4 separate regions of the Mus musculus genome follow, and regions 2, 3 and 4 are each linked to region 1. A link is a contact called in ENCODE Hi-C or POLR2A ChIA-PET data. All regions are on one chromosome and are shown on one strand. The core of a region is the stretch at or near the end of the contact, and the rest is flanking DNA. Distances in the headings are between cores, read along the strand shown.

The links. Hi-C counts contacts between places; a loop is a spot of excess contacts on that map. ChIA-PET counts read pairs that join two places held with the same protein, here RNA polymerase II (POLR2A).
Region 2: a map of heart shows a loop between it and region 1 (8-fold over the local background). The contact joins the promoter of Bach1 here to the promoter of Adamts1 in region 1. A Hi-C loop is called at or near these places in 1 of 37 maps with a recorded cell type or tissue (heart). POLR2A ChIA-PET finds 5 or more read pairs at or near these places in 1 of 5 experiments (Patski).
Region 3: a loop to region 1 is called in a map of heart, with 4 times the contacts of the local background. The contact joins the promoter of N6amt1 here to the promoter of Adamts1 in region 1. A Hi-C loop is called at or near these places in 1 of 37 maps with a recorded cell type or tissue (heart). POLR2A ChIA-PET finds 5 or more read pairs at or near these places in 2 of 5 experiments (Patski and embryonic stem cell).
Region 4: a map of gastrocnemius shows a loop between it and region 1 (3-fold over the local background). The contact joins the enhancer-like site here to the promoter of Adamts1 in region 1. A Hi-C loop is called at or near these places in 4 of 37 maps with a recorded cell type or tissue (Patski, gastrocnemius and heart). POLR2A ChIA-PET finds 5 or more read pairs at or near these places in 1 of 5 experiments (Patski).

What each region holds. Positions count from the first base shown.
Region 1 is chr16:85,801,317-85,804,850 of GRCm38, forward strand. It overlaps Adamts1 (a disintegrin-like and metallopeptidase (reprolysin type) with thrombospondin type 1 motif, 1), which reads right to left and starts at 1,797. Exons shown (of 9, transcript NM_009621.5): 1 at 662-1,797. The coding sequence starts at 1,394.
Region 2 is chr16:87,697,109-87,700,642 of GRCm38, forward strand. It overlaps Bach1 (BTB and CNC homology 1, basic leucine zipper transcription factor 1), which reads left to right and starts at 1,846. Exons shown (of 5, transcript NM_007520.2): 1 at 1,846-1,948.
Region 3 is chr16:87,352,470-87,356,003 of GRCm38, forward strand. N6amt1 (N-6 adenine-specific DNA methyltransferase 1 (putative)) reads left to right here and starts at 1,716. Exons shown (of 6, transcript NM_026366.2): 1 at 1,716-1,917. The coding sequence starts at 1,784.
Region 4 is chr16:87,065,799-87,069,332 of GRCm38, forward strand. No RefSeq gene overlaps it. Among named protein-coding and RNA genes, the nearest start is that of Gm38477, 18 kb to the left of the region's middle. Within about 2 kb of position 1,927, at least 1 of the 3 ENCODE cell types and tissues checked has a DNase peak (open chromatin) inside an H3K27ac peak, as active enhancers do; it is gastrocnemius, where a contact is called at or near this core.

The DNA of each region.
Region 1 (3,534 bases), core at 547-3,046:
CAGCGCTGGGGAGTCCAACCTCTGCCGGGAGAGGGAGTGCGAGCAACGAGGCCGAGGTAGGAGGCGCGTGGAGGCGGGGCGAGCCAAGCAAAGACCTCCCAAGCAGGTTCTGCAGAGGGGCCCAACGGAGCCACCAGCCATCGGGGTCAGCTTTTCAAATGGGGGAAGGGGACAGACGGAAGGCCACAGAAATGAGATCACCACTGCCGTTGCCCAGGCTCCTGAACGCACATCCAGGTCACCATGGCTCCTCTACTCCGCCCTCCTTTGAGCGCTACGTGCTCACACGGACTGACGTTACAAAACTCAGCGCGAAACTACAACCTAGTTAAAGTGAACTCATACATTCACTAAAGGCATTAAAGGGATGGAGAGAGATTCTTCAGTGTAAGGAGTCGGGTTATTGGCTTCGCGGAGGAAACGCTTAGCCCTTATCTACAGGACCTCCGATTCTTTCTCTCTTTCTCAAATTATTAACTATTCGGGCAAATAAGTGTTCTAGCAGAGTATGGTCACACTTTTTTTGGGGGGGGGAGCGGGAAGGTCACGACCCAGAACTTCAATTCACTGCAAGTCTGAGTCATTCGCATTTAGAGGCGATCTGGAGTGTGACCCCAAGTCACGCCTCGTAAAGACTGAGAGATGGGGGTCACTCTTATACCTGATGGCTTTCCCGCGTCCTGAGGCGTGGGGTCCCGCACAGGCCACTGGTTCCGGGTGTTCTGGCTCTCGGGTCGCGAGTCGCTGGTTGGCAGGGTCTCGTCGTCCATGACGCCGCACTTGGCGCCGCCACTGCCCCGCCGCCTTCGCCTCAGGATGTGGAACTGCGGCCGTGCGGATGACTCCTCCTCGGGCACGGCAGGGGCCAGGCGCTCGGTGGCCACTCCAGGCGCTGGCTGAATGAAGAACTCCTCTCCTTGTAGGTAGAAGGCACCACGCACACCTTCACAGAGGCTGAGGGCTGCGGCAGAGCCGGGATCACCGTTCACCGTGCCAGAGTAGAAGCAGTGAGCCAGGTCCCCGGTGGGGTCCAGATGTTGTGCCTCGGACCCGGGACTGCGCCCCACAGTCTGCAGGGTGAAGCCAGGCGCCAAGAAACCGCTGTCCGGCTGCAACTTCAGATGTAGCTGCTGGCCAAAGGCGTCCAGACGAAGGCGTGTGGTGGTGGAATCGTGGCCCGGGGCGCGCTCCAGCGAGGGCAGGACCAGCTCCTCATCTTCCTCCGTGGGGCGCCCGTGTGCGCCCCGCGCACATAGCAGCATTGTTATGGAAGCGAGGAGCAGCAACAGCATGTGTGCGGACAGAGAGCCCCGAGATCTCGCTGCCCGCTGGACGTCCCCCATGTCGGAGCAGGGCTTCTGCTTGCGTGACCCCAAAGGGACTTTTGGCTGCATGGCACCGCACCCTGCACCGCAGAGAACTCTTGGTCTGGATAGACGTTTAGACGCGTAGAGCTTCGCTGGCCTGCTCCTGATGCTTAAAATTCACGATCACTTTGATGGGAAAGTTCGTGCAGAGCTAGCACCCGAAGCTCCGGGTCACTTAGAAAGATTCTGCACTGGCGCGCGGGAATTTTTTCATTCCAGCACCGAGTTGGTGGCTCCGCACTGCTGGCTGCTGCAGGACCTAGAAGCGCCCCCGGAGCTGGGGAACAAGTCCAGAATAGGAGCCTGGACTCTTCGTCCTCCGCCTTGGCCCCGATTTGACTCGATCTGAGCAAGGATCTGCTCTCTCCGCCGGGCTGTGCGCTCTGGCCTTGCGATAGCACCTAGCTCGGAGCTGCTTTCTAGCGAGTGCAAGGACCAGGCAGCCCCGGCCGCCCCTTTATAGCCACATAGGAGCCCCTCCTTCCCCCAACACTGCGACACCGCCCCCTGAGCTCAGTCGGTGCTAAACCGAGCTCTGCGCCTCGGGGCCTGAAGGGGGAGGGGGCAGCCTCCGCCCTGGCCTCACGCCACAGCTCGTCACTCTGGGGGTGTAAGACGCCGAAACAGCGCTGGGACCAGCACTTTGTACAGCGCTGGCTGCTCTGGGGAAAAGAGTGAACCTTTAACTTCATCTCTCGGCTGCTGATTCCCGGACCACCCTGCTTCCTGTCGCCCTTCCTGTGCCCCGGCTGGGCTGCAGTTTCCAAGAAAGAGGGTCGAATTGAAAAGATTCCTCAACATTCCTTTTCTCCCCTAGTCAGAGCCTCTTCTGCCCCAAAGTGGGCTATTAGCTACAGCTGCCTTTTCTTAAAAAGCACCCTACTTTTCCGTCTCGTCTACGTTTCCATGGGCACCATGGCTAAAGCGTCCTTCTCTTTACCCCAGCTTTTCTTGGGCAAAGTGTTGATTCTGCGCTTCTCAGGAAGAGAAAAGAAAGAGAGAGGAAGAGAGAGAGAGAGAGAGAGAGAGAGAGAGTGTGTGTGTGTGTGTGTGTGTGGTGGTGGTGGTGGTGGTTCATAGAGCACCTCTCCAACTCTGGATTCTAAAAATCCACGTGGAACGACCTTAACAGTTTCCTCAAGTCCTACCTAGAGACCTCTGGGGTGGGGGGTGGGGGTGGGGCGATGTGTGTGTGTGTGTGTGTGTGTGTGTGTGTGTGTGTATCTTGGCTTTTTCCAGAATAGTCTATCTGGAACCAGCTTTAGTTCCCTAGAGACAAAAAAAAAAAAAAAAAAAAAAAAAAAAGGGATTTCTGCTTTCTCTTCTTCATTGGAGAAGCAACTCCCTTCTAGTCTGCGTTCTTCCAAAATCTTAACAGCAGCTGCTGCAGGCCGCAGGCCAGGCGGACAGATGCATCTAAGATTCCCCACTTCAGTATCAAGTCCAAAGCGGCGGCGGGGGGGAACGGTGTGGGGGGAAGGAGGGTTGGGTGATGGGGTGGAAGGAAACCGAGTTCCCCTCCCCCCCCCTCCCCGCTTCCTACCGGGAAGGGAAAGGCAGCATCCGCGTTACGAAAGTCACAAAAGCTGAGCCCTTCCAACCCCGGCCCCTAAGAAAAAGTCGAGAGAGGCTCCTGAACTGAGAAAGAGGGAGGGGTTCTGTGACCCAGAGGAAGGAAATAGTTCACAATGCTCTCACTGGCGGAAAGGCATTAGGACAAGCTTGAGAACCACAGCCCAAGTCCTCAGGCAGACCCGCGCGCTCACACCAGCTAGCTCTTGCTCCCTGCCCTGCCCAGTTCTGGGCTCCCGACTTGCTGCCCCACCCCCAACTGCTGCTCCGGTTGGCTCTTGGTTAATCCTTTGCTCCTCCCCAGATCTTCCTAAATTTGTGGGCCTCAGACAGTCCCTTGCAATCTTCCAAAGGTTTCTGGCAGACACTTTCCCAGGGTTCTAGATAGTCTTCATGAAAACAAACAAAAACTTTGTTTCCCACACCAGGGAATATCGAATTAAAAGAAGAAGAAGGAGGAGGACGAGGAGGAGGAGGAGGAGGAGGAGGAGGAGGAGGAGGAGGAGGAGTGACTGGGAGAAACAAGACTACCCCAACCTCCAACCTCCAAGCTCTTAACAACTTCCTGGTGATTGCACTCATCCGAGGAGTCCGC
Region 2 (3,534 bases), core at 596-3,095, 1.9 Mb after region 1:
ATGCTAAGTGTTCTTAGAGGACAAGTCAAGAGAAACGTGCTTAGAGGGAGGTTCTCTGTGAGCTAATACACATGACATAAGGCTACTTATCGAAATAATGTACACGAGAGGCGTGGGAAGAAGGCAGACTATACTTTGGCTCAGGATGGAAGGAGAGTGAGTGTGACAGACACCCCAGGACCCTCGAATGTCTGTCAGAACCACCATCAACTCGCACAGTCTATCCCTAAGTGTCTCCCCTCATTTCTCACTGAATACCTACATAATGATCTCAGGATCCTGAACATGCCGCCTGCCTCCACGCCTGGATCCCCTCACAGCCTGGTAGACCACACTCCTCTCAGCCATGCCCTGGTTTTAGCTCTGTTGCTGTCCCTGCCTCACAAAGGCACCAGGTCACCACTTACATGGCCACCCCACAGCACTTAGGCCATATTCTCACCTACTTTAGAGGTAACTGAATGTCCTTAAGTCACAAGAGCTTACGCACTGTACAGATGCAGTCATGTCAATGTTATCACTATTTGGAGACAACCCTCTCCTGGAGCCCTTGCACTGTCTGTGTGTGTTTAAGGAGCACATACATTTTGGGGCTTCCCATTTTTCTACATCTTTCCTCTGGAACTCAAAGCCAGCAACATTATTTCTTCCTACAAGTCCTCCCAGGGCTACTGGCCTCAGGGGTGGTAATTCCTTCCTCATTTTTAATCAGGTTGGCCAGCCCAGTCCTCTCTTTCTCCAGACTGATAAGCCCTGCCACGAGTGCATGCAGCTTTGCGTAAAGACACTGCCTTGAACAACAGCGAACATAATAAAAAATAGAAACGAACAATTGGATTAACACCCCAATAAGTAGCAGAGGATGAAAGCATGACCAGGACTTGAGGGAAGACGTCTGACATGACCAGACACGGATGCGTCCATGTTTCCTGGTAGTGCAGCGTAGAGGGACAACAGGAGGCTGCCAGACAGTACAATATTCCGGATATGAAGCCCAGTACAGCGTGCTTGCCCATTGGTGAATGCAGTCCGTCGTGGCTAGGCAGATAAGAGTGCAGCTTATATTCAGGCAAGTATGAAGGGCGCAAGAATAACTCTCAAAGCAGTATTGGCTGAGCACAAGGAGTAAAGGGATTTGATCGGGGAAGCATGCATATTAATGGGTTATAATGAGCAAAGCACACTCCAGGTTACCTGCCTTGCGGTTTTCGAGGAAGGGCCTCAAGGACACAAACAACTAGAAGGGAAGCTAGTGATCATTCAGAGGGGCAGCAGCCTCCCCCTCTCAGAATCTGCTCCTAAAAGTCCTGCGGAGCTTCAGACAGATGTTGACATACACCCTTTTCAGCAAGTTCAAACACCTGGTTTTTGTGCTCCTACAGGAAAGCAGCCCAGGAGCTTGGCCGAACTGAGCTTCCGAGGTTTGGGGGCGTGGGGCAGAAGACCTTATCTAATCTGTGTGTGGGGGGGGGGGAGGGGGGAGAGGGGCTGTGTGAACAAAAACCCTGGGGGCGTGGAGGCGTCAGCCTTTTTTTTTCCCTGCCTTCAGCAGGTGAGGAAGAGGTGGTCTTCCGTGACGTGTAACCTTGCCACCAAAGGCAGAGATAGGGCGACGCGGTTGGAGGCCTGGCGCTCAGCAATACAATCCACAACGTTACACGGAGCTCGCAGGAGGCGAAATAGAGAGGCTCTTACTAGCGGAGGGCGTGGCCTGGAACGGGGCGTGGCTCCAGGCAGGGCGTGGCCTGGAGCTCGGCAGGGCTTCAGCTACGGGGCGGGGCCCGGGGGCGGAACCGGGGGCGGGGCTTTAGCGCCCCGAGGCGCTGGCGGTGGTGGCGGAGAGGAACGGAGCGCAGGGGAGGAGACGGGCGGCTGTCCGCGCAGAGGGAGTGAGTCACCTGACCGCCGCTTGCCGCCTGCAGTCGGGCCGCGCCGCGTCTCGGCTCCGGTAAGTGGCTCGGGCGGTGCGCGGTGCCGTCCTTCCGTCCTTTCCGGGGGTCACCGGGGCTGGTGGCGGGCGGCCGCGCGGGCCTAGAAGGGGCGGCGGGCTGCGCGCTGTTTACGCGCTGCGCGGACTCTCTGGGCCGGCCGTGCCGGCGCCGCCCTGCACCGCGCTCCGCCGCGGGCCGCGTCCCGCTCCGCCTGCTGCGGGGGCAAGGCCGAGCGGGCCGGGGTTCCGGGACTACCGGGCGCTCCGCGCTTCCCTTTGTTGTTGCTTGGCGCACGTTTGTAATGTGGACTCGCACAGCATAGGCAGAGTGGGTCTCGATGTTAACGACACCAGCTTTTGTGTTCGTGTCCGGTAGGGCCAGGGCCAGCGCGTTTTCGATCTTCTCCGGGACTTTGGTGTCATTTAGTGGAATTGCGCCGATGGCTTTTATGTAGTGAGCTCTCTATGTTCAGCGTGCGCTGAGTCAAGGCAGACGTAGTAGTAATTCTGAAAGAACGCGTGTGGGAAAATCCTGCTCCCCAGACAGGCTTGGAAGAACAAAGACTTTTTTTTTTTTTTTCAGGATGCTGTTCTTTTTCCTTTTGGAGAATTGTAGAGTTGTGACTGCTAGCCTTGGAGGACGATGCCCCTGCTGGGTCTTTGTTTAGGCATTGAGCACTCCTCTCAGCTCACTGGGTTTGCAGGAAAGGCAGTTCAGAAAGATTAAAGGATGACCACTGTAGATTTTTGTTCGTGGCCGAGCTTTTGAGCTCTACAAATATTCAGAGAAATGGGAAGAGGTATGGGTTGGCCTATTCTTCCTGCTCTTGTGGTAGTGGTGCAAGCTCTGGGCTGGGCTTGAAGGCGCTTGCCACTTCTGGCTTTGGACATCGTAAGGGAGTCTAGAGGAAAAAAGGCTCCTGGTGAGTCATCTTGGAGTTGGGTAGCTTTGGAGGAGTGATCGCCTCTTGTTGTTTAACCGTCGGATCTGTCAAGTGGCTTCCCTTTGTTCGCTACGTTGGTTGGATAACAAGGTAGGGTGACTCTTTAAAAGAGTTTGTGTTGCTGAGTCATTCACCCCAGACTGAGAGGTAATTAGGAACAGCTGGTGCAGATACGCGCATCACATGCCTCCACTATAAAAGGCTGAGCTGCACACACGAGGGGTGGCTTCAGGAGGCCGGAGGGGGTCCAGCTGCGGGCTGTGTGTTTTGATCCAGGTAATCAGTGGCTGACGTGGTAGAGCGTGCTTAAGACGTGGCCAAGGAACACCGAGGTGGTGTTTAAACAGCAGCCTCGTGGCCTACTGCGGGAGACTCAATTTGTGCTGGAGGAAGCTGGATCTTTGAGATTTCAGATAGAAGTAAGGCAGTCAGCAGTATTATATCATTTCTTTCCCTTGCTGTCCTCGCTTTGCCTTTAGTATTTTGATGCAGAGTGGTGTATACATGCTTAAGTTATTCTTTATAATTTTTTTTTAAAATGAGGCCACAAAGGGGATTTCCTTTTAGGGCTTTTAGGTTTTCCTGCATAACTAGTTTCTGGGGTCAGGTGGTAAAGAATAGATAAGAGTCAGCGGGTCTTCTTGGGTCAAGGCTAAGAAG
Region 3 (3,534 bases), core at 466-2,965, 1.6 Mb after region 1:
CCCTGCAAAAAAAAAAAAAAAAAAAAGGGGGGGACAATTAAGCATGAAAGTACATACAAGTCACAAAGGAAGAAATTCCCTAGATGGACATATGAACCCAGGCTTAACCTCAATCAGCAATCGGACCAAATCAATCTAAAACAAATCTCTAATATTAGATCAACTCATAAATCTGCCACCAAAAGATGTTAGGAGTATACACAAGTATGGTTAGTTTGGAGAGTGATGGGGCACTATCCAGAGAAACTGAACCGTATGTCCACTAACAGATCTCCCACCAGGAACTGTGTGTACAGCAGTGGGAGAACACTAAGGATGTCAGTCTCAAGAATTGCAACAGACAAACCTGGAGCAAAGTCAACCTTCACATACATAAAAACAAATCCTCTGGGAAACAACTGAGAAAGAACGGCTATTTCATTTCATTGCTTGTATGCCAAAGACATTTTAAGGATGCATGTGAAAATAACAAATTCTCGCGGCACATGACACTCTAAAAAAATATTTCCGTATTATATTTAGATGTTTGTGCATGTGTGCACATGTATGCTGCCATACCCTTGGAGGTCTGAGAACTCTAAGAATAGGTTTTCTCCTTCCACTGTGTGAGTCTCAGGGACCTGCTCCATGTGCTCAGGTTTGGCAGCACCTACCTGCCTTTTACCAGCAGAGCTTTCTTGCCATTTTCAAGTCTGTATTTGTGATGCCGCCAGAGAACAGAAGATTTAACTCCCAGGAACTGGAGTTACTCTGTTTGTGAACCACCTGCTGTGGGTACTGGGGACCAAATTCTAGTCCTCAATAATAGCCTTATTCCAGAACCATCTCTCCAGCCCCTTACATTTTTTTAAAGACTATGATTTTCTGTATGTTATTTTTTTGCCTGTATGTATGGGCACAACAGTGACACTGACGCAGGAAGAGCAACAACCTGGAGCTGGGGTTATAGGGAGTTGTGAGCCACCAAACAAAGGTGCAGGAAACCAAACTTTTGTCTTCTTCAAGTGCAGTACAAGGTCTCAACCCCTGAGCACTTCCCCAGCCCTCCAAACCATTGTCTCTGTTTTGTTTCATTGTTTTTCGGAGACTGGATTTCTTTATGTAGCCCTGGCTGTCCTGGAACTCTCTTTGTAGAACAAGCAGAGATCTGCCTGCCTCGGTCTCCAGAGTGCTGGGATTAAAGGCAAGAGCCACCACAGCCCAGCCCAAACTATAATTTCAATGAATGAAAGTGTTATCCATGTATAATATTGTCAAATACAAAATAAAAATTAAAAGTCATAAAAGCTGGGCATGGTGCCACAGCTTTTATAGTCCCAGCACTCAGGAGACAGAGGCAGGTGGAGGATCACTATGAGTTCCTGGCCAGACTGGCCTACATAGTAAATTCCAAGACAGTGAGAATCTGTATAACAAAATTAAGCAAATAAAAGTAGTCATAATCTTATAGATGGGTATTTACATTTCAGTTGCTTAAAAAACAATAAATTTTGTAAACACTATTTTTGCAAGTGCTTACAAGTTTAAAAGGGAAGAAACTTTCCAAATGTCATTAGAATAAAGCAGTCACCTTAGTACAAAATAACTGACGATGCTCAATATTAGGGTAGCCGATAAAAGTAAGCACAAGTTGAAAACGGATGTTAGAGGTTGCTTAAAAGTTCCAGAGAGCCCAACAAGCTCTTTCACCCCAAACGCCACCCAGTGTAAGACAAAAGCGCATGCGCAGCAAGCCTGACGCGTGCGTACTCAACGCCCGCCCATAGGAAGCGGAAGGGAAAAGATGGCGGCGCCGAGTGTCCCCACGCCGTTGTACGGGCACGTGGGTCGCGGAGCCTTCCGCGACGTGTACGAGCCAGCGGAGGACACGTTCCTGTTACTGGACGCGCTCGAGGCGGCGGCGGCCGAGCTAGCAGGGTGCGAGGAGGGTGCGCGCCTCAGGGGGAGAGAACGGGGTGGCCGGGAGGCGGAAGCCGGAACTTGCCGCCCTCCTCCGGAAGTGGTGGGCCGGCCTACTTTCTGGTGATTGACAGCAGAGAGGGGTAAAGGAGGCGTGTCCGGCGGGCTGGGGTTAGAGCATCGCTCAGATGTTCCTGCGGCTTCAAGGTCACCCTGCCCTGCCTTTTAGCTGTTAATCTGAAGAATGTAAACGCGCCTCTGAGGAGCAGCCGGAGTTTAGCAACCAGAAGCAAGATGTCCCAAAACTTTCCTAATTTTCTATTTTAATTTTTTTAAGTGAATATGTAAAACTCGCCTTAGTGCAAGAATAACATCCTCTAGCAAAGGAAGAACACATAAGGATCAGTGAACTATTAAATTCACTCAACCTAGTCAAGGAACAACCACTAGCCGTCTGAGCACTTAAAGTGTTATTGCAACTGGGATTTTTTTGTTTTGTTTTGTTTTTTAATTGAACTGTTAGAATTTTAGTTGCATGTGGTTAGAACTATTAGGGAAGGTTTAAATAGTCACGTGCCTCCGCCGGTAGGATTTTCACTAGCCTGATTTGTTGAAGGATTGGCCATAGCTTTAATTGACATAAATAGTAAATGCCCACATGTTAACTTTTCTGAGAAAAGAATTTGAGCTGAGAACGGGAAAGATGGCTCAGCTGGTAAAGGCACTCGCTGTCAAGCCTGCAGACCTGAGTTCCGGCCTCAGAAACTACTACAGGTTGTTCTTGGAGGTTCAGTTACAATGCTGAGGACCATTCTGCACACATACATATAATCACTCTAATAAAATAGTTTGCCGAAAGAATATGGGTCATTAACTTAATGGCCAAGATTCCTACTGGGTGTCTCCAGAACGAAATAGCCATCATGTTTATTTATATTGTCACTTTTTTTCTGCCTATAAAACCAGTCTTTCTTCATAGATGGTGGAGCATTTTGAGCTACTGGAATATCTCGTGGAGCACTGAATTGTAACTTGAATGCTCAAAACAGCTCAGAAAAATTTACAGCTACAAATTGCATTGCTTCGTATGCTGTAATAGAGCTGACCTTGTTACAAAGGCTAGGAATTCTAGTTATTTTTGAGACCGTAATGATTATTTCCATAAAGAAGGCACCTGGTAAGATTCACAGACTTTACTATGACCCACTAGTGGCTTGCGTGTCCTGTTATGTGGGTCACATAGATATGTGGCTGATTCTAAAGGTAAAAAGGAAATACTGTAACTTCTTCTTGAGTTGTTTGAACAGTTAAGTGACAGAAAAATCTTGTAAATGTCATCAGGCCAATCAGTCATGGAAATTAAGTAGTGCTTTTGACACACTGATAGTGATCAAAGGAAATACATTTATTGGAAAGTTATATAAGATTTTTAAATTTAGAAAGCTAAGATTATTGGCATTCTAAGATCAGACACTGAAGTACTTGCCCAACACAGTACTCTCGTAGGGAGAGAGGTCTTTGTTATTCATGTATCTAGGTAGATGGAAGGCTTTTAGCAAACCCTAGGATATGCTGCTGGGTTTATTTAAGTACTTCAATTTAAATACTGTACACACCTAAACTATTAGCATGCTT
Region 4 (3,534 bases), core at 677-3,176, 1.3 Mb after region 1:
AAGACTGGAAGAAACTGAGAAGGAAGGTGACCCTATAGGAAGACCAGCAGTCTCAATTAACCTGGACCCCTGAGATCTCTCAGACACTGAGCCTCCAACCAGACAGCATTCATAGATGATATGAGGCCCCCAACACACATACATAGAAGAATGCTGTGTCTGAACTCAGAGAAGATGCACCTAACCCTCAAGAGACTTGAGGCCCCAGAGAGTGTGGAGGTCTGGAAAGGAGGGAATTGGGGAGTAGGAACATCCTCTTGGAGACAGGGTTGGGGGAGCAGGGGAGGGAGGATGTATGGGATGTGGAAGAGTCACAGGGTGGACCGGGAAGGGGATAAATTCTGGACTGTAAAAAAGCCATTAAAGAACAAATTTTAAATAAAGAGTTCTTCCTATTTCTTAGGCTTTTATTCTCTTTAACCCATTGGGTCTAAAACTGAATTCATGCAAGAAACATCAAAACTGAGTTGAGTTATTGGATTGTTTTGTCTATCATGTTGCTTAAAAATAAAGTTTCCTTACTATTTTAGCCTATGTACGTGGGATTTTATTTCATATCCTTGAATTAGAGAACAGGAACTTGGAGACACTGCACCACAATTAGTGATACTAATAAGAAAGAAACTGGCATCAATTAGAGAAATCAAGTGAGAGGAAAATAAAACACATTTTGGTGACCAGAAATGAAGTGCTCTATGCAGTTTGTCAGGACAAAATAGAACAAATATTGTTTTGGGTTGTTTTTGGTTTTTTTGTTTTGGTTTTGGTTTTGGTTTTGGGGGGGGGGTTGTTTTGTTTTACTTCATAAAACATACCATCTCTGCTCAGTATTGAAGAAATCTAGATGTTCAACTCTTCTAGGTCTTAGGAAGCCAGAATATATAGCATCTAAATCTAAAAAAGAAAAACAAAATTGTTGGAACTAGTTTGTGCCTTCCACCAAATTTCAGAATGTGGGAAATCCTCTAGCCACAGGAAGTAATTTTCAGTGACCAGTGACAGGAAAGGATAATCAAACTCTACCAATTCAAATTCAGAATGTTCTTGTGTGCTATGTTGATATGAGATTTTGGCACCAATTTAATATGGTAAGATGGTAAAGAATCTCTTGGAGGGGGGCAGGTTTATGCTTTAGACACCCTGCTGTCAGAGCAGTGGAGATCATAGTAGGGGTTAGGACGAGGAACCAGGAAACCCTCAAACTCCATGTCAGGATAATAATCTCATGAACCATGGTGATGGTTGGAAGGAAAAGATCAGGAGGTAGAACAGACACTTGAGACATGCAGACCATAGAACAAGAAAAAGTCTGCAAAGCCCACAGACTACTGGCTTGGATTGCTGGGGCTTGTAGCATTATCAACAGGATTGCGTAGGACATGTATGTATTGTTCAGCAGGTATTCATTGTGCCAATTGGGCCTTGTCCTCAGTTGTATATCCACTAGCAAACCTACCAGGCTCCAGTTCCACACTCTGACCTTTATTAAATTAAATGGGTCAGAAAACAAAACAAAACAAAACAAAGCATGAATGAGGGAAAAAGACTTACAGGGAAGAGAGGGACTTGAGAGGAGTGGGAGGGAAATGAGGTGAAGATCATGGTAATCAGAATACATTATATGCATGAATGGAATTTTCAAAATGAATTTAATTAATATTTTTTTTCAAACCTAACAATTCATTCCCTTCCTTTTGACCGTGGACTGAAAGTAATGATTCTTCATGCAGAAACAGAATGCCACAGACAGCCCCAGGCTAAATTAGAAAAGAAAATTCAATTTCAACCTAATTCTTTCTTTGGAAATCAATCCTTAAAACATAGCAACCACACTGCAAAAGGACTGCGTAACCCGATGGAAAGGCTATATATCAACCACAGATCCCTACAGAAGTCCCAGCCAAAGTCAGTATCACGTGCCAGGCACACCAGTGAGCAGCCATCAGCTAATTCTAATACCCAGACTGTGGGGTGACCCTATGGATGCTAACTGGAGCAGTGACATTTATATCCAAAACCGTCCCCTAGATAGCAGAAATCTGAGTATGCTAAATGCCATTGCGTTAAGCCACAAAGTTTTGTGAGTGATTTGTTATTTGACAACAGGTTACCAGAAAATAAGGATGACCAAAGACTCCACACTTAACTGCACAAAGGAAATTTTGTAGCAATATTTGTTCACCTGCTGACTTAGATGACAATACCATGAATATGTTTGTATACACATTTGACTATTGAAAACAGATTAACAACAGTCTAAAGAGTGGAACAAAAAATAACCAGGAATACCATCAAAAGACACAGAAAATTTAAGAGGCAGAACCCAATGACCTAATCTGGATTTTGGCCAAAATGCTAGGCTTGACTGGCTACCTCTTTCAAAATCAGTGCCACGGGACTTTTAATGAGTAGCCTAGATCAAGATTGCCCAGTCACCTCTATGTGAAATGGAACACCACTACAAATGACTAGCCAAGTGTATTTTTAACTAGAAAGTTTAGCTTGTAATTCATTTTGCTGAGTGCTTTTTGATACAAATATAAACTATATAAATTGGCTCCCAAGAGTGTGAATAGCTGCAGGTCAATTACCATAGTTCACTTTACATGCATTCTGAAGTACAAGAAAAGAGTTTTGGGAAACAATGTCTGTGTCCATTGTTCTGAATGTGGGGTTGAAAAAAACTTTGACAAAGACAATGTTTGCATGAGTCCAGGAGTAGTGCTAAGAGAAAAGAGGAAAGAGAGACTGTGGCTAAGGTTATGAAGTGGTAGACTCATGTATTATGTAAGGTGGGTATGAGGAGAGAGGGAGTTGGGTACAGATGAGTGTGTATAAACAAAACTAGAGGTGAAAACTCAAAACACAACAGAATAATCAAGTCCAGCTTTGTTTCTTTGCAGAGATATTTGCTGTCCCCCCAAACTACATGCTCTGGAGACTCTGACCCACTTACACTCTGTTACTTGCCTTTCTCTTCCAAAATACCATAAATGGGCCACTTGGAGGTATTATTTTCCTAGCATGTCCTCTGTGGAATGTTTTGGAAGGAATAAAAATAGGCATGGAATCAAAAGATCCTAGACTCAGAAGTCACGTCTACCTCTAGCGAATAATATAAGAATGTGGTTTTTGCTCTTTGTGACCATTTATTTCAACAGCTCAAAAATGGAAATATAGGACATACCTATGTTGGTTTGTAGTTCAAGAAAGGTAATATATGTAAAAAAAAAAATTACCACAAAACAACATGAAAGGCTAATTCAGCATGGTCAGTTCCCCCAGAGCACCTACTTCTCTGCATAACACTACTTGGTAGTTCGGAAGAGGCACTCCCCTCCCCACGAGGCCTTGGTTGAGCCTCCAAGCACAGTTTAGTTGCTCTCCTAATCCGTCTTAGCACCTTAACCATGTAGTCTTGGATTAGTATTATTACATGGCTATCTACCTCTTGTGGACATGGGACTTTATTAATTCCTTATGTGTTTTGTACCTTCATGAGGCTAGTCTGGGGATTGTTGTTTTGTAGTAACA